Regions from separate parts of the Homo sapiens genome. Here region 2 is linked to region 1. Evidence: chromatin loops called from intact Hi-C (ENCODE). Cell type or tissue: gastrocnemius medialis. All regions are shown on one strand. Links, peaks and the distances in the headings refer to the core of each region. The heading gives the core; the rest is flanking DNA.

What was found. Hi-C counts contacts between places; a loop is a spot of excess contacts. Peaks named below come from ENCODE experiments on the same cell type or tissue, not always from the same donor. Only the 100,000 strongest peaks of a DNase experiment are listed, where the experiment ranks them.
Region 2: it touches region 1 in a loop (2.2-fold over the local background); 1 of 110 quality-filtered maps calls a loop at or near these places.

What each region holds. Positions count from the first base shown.
Region 1 is chr6:111,532,352-111,536,747 of GRCh38, forward strand. It overlaps LOC107986522 (a long non-coding RNA gene), which reads right to left and starts at 2,574. Exons shown (of 2, transcript XR_001743809.2): 1 at 1-2,574. It also overlaps TRAF3IP2-AS1. In gastrocnemius medialis, for the core only: no CTCF peak of the experiment used is centred there; a DNase peak (open chromatin) is centred at 2,260; H3K4me3 peaks cover 348 bases; H3K27ac peaks cover 1,234 bases.
Region 2 is chr6:111,644,712-111,649,107 of GRCh38, forward strand. All of the region lies in intron 2 of LOC105377944 (a long non-coding RNA gene), which reads right to left. LOC124901539 (small nucleolar RNA U13) reads right to left here and starts at 1,716; the gene lies at 1,616-1,716. In gastrocnemius medialis, for the core only: no CTCF peak of the experiment used is centred there; DNase peaks (open chromatin) are centred at 2,400 and 3,590; H3K27ac peaks cover 2,500 bases.

The DNA of each region.
Region 1 (4,396 bases), core at 1,283-3,782:
GTATTTGTTATAAATATAAAAATAATGTGCTTGAAATGCTAATTAATTAGATTGGAGAGTACATACTTTGTGAGGAATAGATAAAAAACTAGAACAATTAGACCTCAGCCTGGGCAACTGTGAAAATATAAACTCACAGAAGCTCTGAGCTGGAAGGATTTGATCAGGGCCTCTACAATCTAAATCTTATTAAAGGCATGAATTGTCTTTGCAACATCCCAGTAAAGTGGTCATTCTGCACTTGTTATACTTTTGGTGTAGGGATACTCAGTGCTTACCAACACAGTCACCTTCAAGTTCTTGGGTTTTTTTTTTTTAATTGAAGCAGGGTCTCCATCTGTTACCCAGGCTGGAGTGCAGTGGTGCGATGATGGCTCACTGCAGCCTCGAACTCCTGGACTCAAGTGATCCTCCCACTTCAGCCTCCCTAGTAGCCAGGACTAGAGGCACAAGCCACAACACTGGTTAATTTTTGTATTTTTTGTAGAGACAGGGCTTCACCATGTTGCCCAGGCTGGTCTCAAACTCCTGGGCTCAAGTGATCCCCCAACTTCAGCCTTCCGAGTATATATACTCAGAAGTATATATAGGTATATATGGGATTATAGGTGTGAGCCACCACACCTGGCCCTCAAGTTCTTATTTAGGGAAAATATATTTACCTGTAATGGTGTAATCTATATATCCATTTGGTTCTCATTCTTCCCCTCCACCCTATACAGAATAAACATCCCTCCTACAATCCTTCAGATATGTGAAGACAATCATCATGTCATAACTGTTCTATAACTGAGCCATCACTAACAAAGACTTGTCTCCTAAGCCTATCAGAGCCAGGATGTTTATTCATCCTTGCCACTCAGCAACTGAAAGATCCTCATCTCTAGAGTAGATTGGTGGTGGTACTTCTCAGATGAAAAGCCTGTGATGTGGTTGTGTTGTGTTGATGAGTTACTGCTGAAGACACTAGAGCCAGAGAGGAAATCCTAATCCTAGAGCCCAGGCAAGAGCCGCAGATTTGAATTAAGTTGGTGGCAGCAAAGGCAGGGACCATGATGTTTTACCTGCACCAAAAAACAAAACCAAGAACTTTCAATTTGTGTCATTGACATTCAACTGAGCCTGTAATTTTCTAGTTATGGCCTTGAGCTCCATTTTACTGGCAGCTCTGCCACTGGCCAGATGCATACCCTTGGGCAATCCTCCTCACTGCTCCCGGGTTCCTCTCTGTTATGCAAAGGCACATGCTGCTTTTCTGCCTAGTAAACAACACCCCCCCTCCCCCCCCCCGCCCACAGCTAAGATGTCATTTCTCCAGGAACCCTTTCCTAACTCCTACCCCTCACTCCAAGACTGGCCTCTGTCTTCCGATGCACCCAATGCTCACCTCTATTCACTTACTTCATTGTATTTTAATCACCTATTTACTTGTCTGTCTCTACTGTACTGGAAGTTCTTTAACACTGAGGACTCAGTCCCTAGCACTTAACTCAGTGCTTCGCATATACCAGAACTCAGAAAAAAATTTGTTGAAAAAAGGAAGAAAGGAAAGTGAAAAGGAAGAGAGATGATAAAATTAGGAAGTTGGACTAAATTATCTAAGTACCTCTTACAGCTAAACTCTATGGTGCTTTGTTCTTAGGTGCTATATTTAATGACAACCTGAGATTTTTGGAAATTTAGATTTCTCTAGTAAGAGAATGGGTTTCAAGTGATTGTACCAAAATAGGAAAACTATAAATATATATTCATACATATAGTAAAATGTTAAGACTGAGATTTAGAATTCATTTAATGAGCCCAAATTGTATTTTATGTATGAGTAAACTGAGGCACAGTAAGACTAAGTTAACTGCCCAAACTCTTCCACCTGGTTAGTGGGAAAATAACATTTCCAACCCTGATCTTTCTGGTTCCTGAACCAGGATAGCTGGACTGTACTTCCCCATTTTTGAAAAAGCTGCTAAAAACTTGGTTACAAACTTTAAGTGACACGTTTCTCCATTTATGTGGTGGTTATAGCAACGTACAACTCTCTATTTATAAATTAAACCTTGAGAAACACCCATCTCCACTCCTAGACAAACCAATGAACATTAGTCTTATTTTTCTCCCAGAAATGTCAGAGGGTGTTACAGTGCTACACGAGATGACTCCTGCAAGTTGCTTGCTAGATAGAGTTGCAGTTCATGTGAATTGCTTTCAGCCAGGTTGGGTATCCAAGCTCAATGTTCTGGTGTTAAGCCATAGGGAAGTGTTGCCATGAGACCAGCTTCTTGGCAAGTAGCCCTGAGGTGCAGCTGTAAGGTGACCCAGTGCAGTCCTGAGGCCAGAGCCCTGTGCTCAGTGCCAGAAAACTTGAGCCAAACTTTGGAACTAATTCCCAGGGCACTGAAATTGGTCTCAATTAAAATTTTAGATGAAAAGGGTTTTTGTTTGTCCTGAAGAACCACTTCAATTTATAAACTCATAGAGAAAGTAGATATTTTGCCGGTGTACTTGGAATACCTTTCAGAAGCCAAACCCTTAAAAAAAAAAAAGACATTAGATTATTTAAGAAGTTATAAATTTTTTTCTTTTTCTTCTGTATTTTAATAGGTACGAACCATAATATATATATATATAGTTTTTTTTTTTTTTTTTTTTTTTTTTTTGAGACGGAGTCTCCCTCCGTTGCCCAGGCTGGAGTGCGGTGGCGTGATTTCGGCTCACTGCAACTTCCGCCCACCAGGTTCAAGCGATTATCTTGCCTCAGCCTCCCGAGTAGCTGGGACTACAGGCTCCTGCCACCACGCCCGGCTAATTTTTTGTATTTTTAGTAGAGACTGGGTTTCACCGTGTCAGCCAGGATGGTCTCGATCTCCTGACCTCATGATCCCCCCACCTCATCCTCCCAAAGTGCTGGGATTACAGGCGTGAGCCACCATGCCTGGCCGGAAATATTTCTTGAAAGCAGCACTTTTCATAAGATTCACTGGCTGAAGAATCTTTATTTTTCTGTCTTTGAGCATGCTGTGTAAGATGTAAATCTTCTTCAAATGTAAAGTGGTATTGGAGTGGAAATGGTGGAAGTAGTGGTCAAGGTGATGGTGATAACTGCACTAGACTTTGAACCCATACAGATTTGAATTTGGAACCCAGCTTCACTACCTACTAGCAGCTGACGACTTAGATAGTATACTTAAGCATGGAGACTATTGTGCATGGAACTGGTTCTCAAACTAGTTGCAGTGGAATCACCTGGATGCTTCTACAGAGTATCCCTCCCTGGATTCCACTTTAGACTAATTAATTCAGAATCTCTGCAAGTGGGACCCAAGCATGAATATTTTGTGAACATTCTCATAAAGATTCTAATGTTGAGGACCAGTGACATAGTGATTAAAACTTTGGCTCTGGAGTCTAACTGGGCTCAGACTCCAGGTTGAACCTGTCTGAGCTTCAATATTTTCATCTGTAAAATTGGATAATAAGAGTTTAGGGGCTGGGCACGGTGGCACACGCCTGTAATCCCAGATCTTTGGGAAGCTGAGGCGGGGGGATCACGAGGTCAGGAGATCGAGACCATCCTGGCTAACATGGTGAAACCCCATCTCTACTAAAAAAAAAAAAACCAAAAATTTAGCTGGGCGTGGTAGCGGGCACCTGTAGTCCCAGCTGCTCGGGAGGCTGAGGCAGAGGATTGCCTGAACCCGGGAGGCAGAGGTTGCAGTGAGCTGAGATCATGCCACTGCCCTCCAGCCTGGGCAACAGAGCGAGACTCCATCTCAAAAAATAAAAAATAAAAAAGAGTTTAGTGTAGGGCTGTTAGAAGATTAAGTCATGGAAAGTACAATACAGTACCTATGGCATAGTAAGTGTTCAATTATAGCACCTATTGTTATCATCCGTAATTCCTTCAATTCATATTGCATATGAATACTTGTTCTCACTTCAGCTTTGACTTAAAATTCATCTCCCCAAATCAGTTGTGAGCCCTACCAAGTCCATTATGATAATCTTTTGTGCCTTTGACATTTTTTCTGTATCTGCTACTAACAACCTCGTTAAAGTGATTGCTATTTATTTCCATTGCTATCCTTTGCCAACCTTCAGTCTTTTTTTCAGAGAGAGGGTCTCACTCTAGCCCAGGCTGGAGTGCAGTGGTGCGACCTCAGCTCACTGCAGCCTCGACCTCCCAGGCTCAAGCCTCTCAAGTAGCTGGGATCACAGGTGCATGCCACCATGCCCGGCCAATTTTTGTATTTCTTGTAGAGACAGGGTTTTGCCATGTTGCCCAGGCTGACCTTGAACTCCTGAGCTCAAGTGATTCACCTGCCTCAGCCTCCCAAAGTGCTGGGATTACAGGTGTGAGTCACTGTACCTGGCCCACCTGCAGTCTTTACAGGCCCCTGTG
Region 2 (4,396 bases), core at 1,195-3,694, 110 kb after region 1:
GGATGAGGTAGGGGACAGGAATAAAGCTAGTGGGAGTTTTCAGTATATTTTCTGAACAGCTTCATCTACAAAACCAGGGGCTTGCCCTGAAAAACAGTCCCTCATACCCTGTAAGTCTGTGATCTTCTGGGACTCTCTGCTGGAGGTCAGGCTCATCAAACCCAACAGGGTGGCACCTCCTTGAAGTGCTGGTGTGAAGGCCCAGGCCCTGCAGCCTCAAATCAAGTAGGGGAAGAGCTGAGAGCTGGGCAGACTCACCTGGTGTGACAGGAGTCAGGTCCCCAGATCCCCAGTCCAGTTTCATGGCTGTTCCCAGCTCACAAGTCCCTGTTGTATCAGCGACTTGCTTTCTCAGCAGTTGAGTCATGCCAAGTCCGCCTGACCTGCCTGGTTGGCTTCTCCAACAGCTGAAGGCCCCATGCTGAGGCTGCCCTGCTGCCCTGCCTGGAGAGGAGGATCTGCACCCGTGCCCTGGAGTGTCTGCTCACCAGCCCCCTTCTGTGTCCCTCCTTGCCAGCAGGGGCAGACTGTGAGATGGTTGACAGGGATGCCCAGAACAGAGTTGAGGGCAGGAGCCTTCCATGGCTGGGCCACTGGGGCTGTGGCAAGAGGGACTCAAAAGGAACCCTAAGTATGCCATGCAATTGTTCTGCTGCCAGAAGTTTCCAGCAGGAGGCAAATGAGAGGAGAAAAGGGCATACGGGACTGAATGCTCTATTCCCCCAAATTCATAGTTGGAATCCTAACACCCCGTGTGACGGTATTAGGAGGTGGGGCCTTTGGGAGGTGATTAGGTCATGAGAGCAGAGCCCTTGCGAATGGGAGCAGTGCCCCTATAAAAGAGACCCCAGAGAGCTCCCTCTTCCCTTCTACCAGGTGAGGACACAGAAAGAAGGCACCATCTCTGAACCAGGAAGCAGGCCCACACCAGACACCAAACCTGCTGGTGCCTTGATCTTGGACCGCCCAGCCTCCAGAGCTGTAAGAAATAAATTTCTAGCTGGGTATGATGGCTCACACCTATAATCCCAGCTAATTGTGAGGCTGAGGCAGGGGGATCACTTTAGGTCGGACCTTGAGACGAGCCTGGGCAACAGAGTGAGACCCCAACTCTCAAAAGGCAAAAACAGGCCAGGCATGGTGGCTCACACCTGTAATCCCAGCACTTTGGGAGGCCGAGGTGGGTGGATCATCTGAGGTTAGGAGTTCAAGACCAGCCTGGCCAATATGGTGAAACCCCATCTCTACTAAAAATACAAAAAATTAGCTGGATGTGGTGGCACATACCTGTAATCCCGGCTACTTGGGAGGCTGAGGCAGGAGAATTGCTTGAACCTGGGAGACGGAGGTTGCAGTGAGCCAAGATTGCTCCACTGCACTCTAGCCTGGGCAAAAAAGTGAGAATTCCGTCTCAAAAAAAAAAAAAAAAAAAAAAAAGATAAAAACAACAAAAAATTCTGTTGTTTATAAGCCACCCAGTCTATGGTATTTTTGTTATAGCAGCTGAATGGACTAAGACATGTTCAATGACAAATTCATGACCTTCTGCCTGAGAAAGCCTTATTCAGTAAGTCTGGGAGGGGCTGAGAAACCTGCATTTTTCTTTTTTTTTTCATGTCAGATAGGTAATGTGCAGACATGGTAACAAGGTTCAAGGGTGACACATCTCACACATATGCATAAACATCCAATTGTCATGTTTAAGAACTAAAGGATCAAAACCTGCATTTTAAAAGATTCTCTTAGGCCGGGTGTGATGGCTCCCAGTACTTTGGGAGGCCGAGACGAGACGGGCGGATCACCTGAGGTCAGAAGTTAGAGACCAGCCTGGCCAACATGGCGAAACCCCATCTCTACTAAAAATACAAAAATTAGCTGAACATGGTGGCATTTGCCTATAATCCCAGCTACTCGGGAGGCTGAAGCAGGAGAATCGCTTGAACACGGGAGGCGGAAGTTGCAGTGAGCCCAGATTGCGCCACTGCACTCCAGCCTGGGCGACAGAGCAAGACTCTACCTCAAAAAAAAAAAAAAAAAATTAATGAAAGATTCCCTTAGGTCATGCACAGGCAGATTTGAGAATGGTGATTTTAGGTTAACCTGGTTGAGGTTTGTTCAGAAAGCTTGAGAAGGGTCAGAGGTCAGTGTGATAAAGCAGACTTTGCTTCAGCTGTTAGGAGTTTCCCTCCCTGGGATAAGGGGCAAGGGCTTGATCCACCTTGTGACCCAGAACCTCAAAACCAGCCCCTTTGTACAGAGGGACAGTCAGATGTTGAGCCAGGCTGGAAGTGTAGCTTGAACAGCATCCCCAGGGCTGAGCCCCAGGCACAAGGCCCAGGAGGAGCTGCCAGGCCCACATCTGCGGTCAAGATTCTCACTGGGAAATTCTTACATGTTTGCAAAACGCAGCTAATGTTTCACACACCGTCTGCATGAGCAGCTGCTTTCTGTTCTTGACGTGGGCCATAGGATCTCGAACCGGAGTGGACGTGTGTCCACATGTAATATAGACACACCCTCTCCTGATAAGTCTGAAGCAGGGTATGTCTGTAACTTCAGCTAAGGTAGGGCTCTGATGGTTCCCTGATCAACCGTGGAAGTCTAAATCAGGCCTTCCATGTGTACTAGCCAGTTTCAGCAATAGGCGTGGGTGCTTTAATTTTAGACAAGAGCAATCCTAACGCTTACAGCAGAGCCTTCCCACCAGGCTAAAAGTTCCAGAAAGTTTTATATTACAGCACCAAATCCAGTGTTATGGTTCCAATCAATTCAGGAAATAAAAAGTCTACAATTTATTTGGGTCTCTAAGACTCAGAACTCCTGGCCAAAAATGTGCCCTTTGATCTTCATCCCTTTAATCTGAAGTATTCTCTAAATGCATTTCCATTTTAACGAACAATGCCTTCTACTGGCACAATTCTCTTTATTGAAGAAACTCAGCTTGTGTTTCAGGATTCCAATCCTTGGATTAAATTCATTGTCATATATCAGTCCTAATGTGTGCCAGGTTCCTACCCTCAGTGAGCTTAGTGGCAAGGAGCAAAACTCAAGGATGTATGCTAACAACTGCAGCCAGCAGTGCTGTGCAGTGACTGCCTTCAAAAGACCAGAGCCAGGAGCAGGGCGTTCTCAGAGGGTGGCCATCACTAGACATTTGAGTTGAGTCTCAAAGAGTGGATAAGCTTTTAAGAAGAGGAGGGAGGGAAAAAGAACAGTCCAGGAAGGAGGAAAGAAAGGAGCAGTGCAGAGCATGCTTGCAGAGTTGTGGGTAACTCAGTGTAGCCAGGAGATAAGGCAGGGGTGATGGTGGAGGTGATGGGACAGATGAGCCTGGCCAGACAGTGGAGCCAGACTGTAGTGGACCAAACTCCCTTGGATTTGCTCAAGTAAAGAGCTGATGTACACAATGCTTCAGAGGAATCTCACAGAAATGATGTGGGGTAGCGCTATTGGACCTCCAGATGCTAGAGCGTGGACAGTAGCTATTCCCAGTCACTCTCTCTGGTGGCCCATGGTTTCTTGCCACTGCTTCTCTCTGCACGCTGTGTCATCTGATCACCCATAGGGCAACTCTAGCCCTGACTTAAGCCAACCTGCAGGCCAAGCATCTGTCACCACGGTCTCTTGATTCTTGGATCCAACTGGACAGAGACAATTTGATTAGCCAGTGGCCAATGGACTGTTTGTCCCTTGGTCAGGTGTCTACCCCTCAAATATCAGCTGTTCTGGTCGGGGGCAGGGTGGGGGTGTTATACAGTGAAAACACAACCTACTGTGCTCACCCTTCAATAGAGGGGATAGTGTGTGTGGAAGTTGAAAGAAAGAGGCGTGGCTGGGCAGGTCCTCCAAACAGGTCTCCTTCCATGACAGTGGGGGTCAGTGGGAACTACCACATTTTTTGAGGAGGAAAATAACATAATTAAAGCTGTAATTCTGGAAGATTACTTTCTACCATGTGAAGGATAAGACTGAAGGGGAAGGAGAAGTTGCCAACACGTATCAAACATATACCACGTACCATATACCTGGCACATGTATCTGTGTACCTAGCCCCTATGATGCTAGATACTGTTTGCATATTACTTTTTCTAGTTTTCACAAGAGCCCATTTTATTTATGAGAAAACTGTAATCTCAGTGCCTTGGGAGGTTCAGGTGGGAGGATTACTTGAGTCCAGAAGTTTGAGACCTGCCTGGACCAAAGAAAACACACACACACACACACACACACACACACACACACACACAAAATTAGCTGGGTGTGGTGGTGCATGCCTGTAGTCCTAGCCCCTAGAGAGGCTGAGGTGGAAGGATGGCTTGAGCCCAGGAGTTTGAGGTTACAGTGATGAGCTATGATTGTACCACTTTATTCCATCCTGGGTGACAGAGCAACCCTG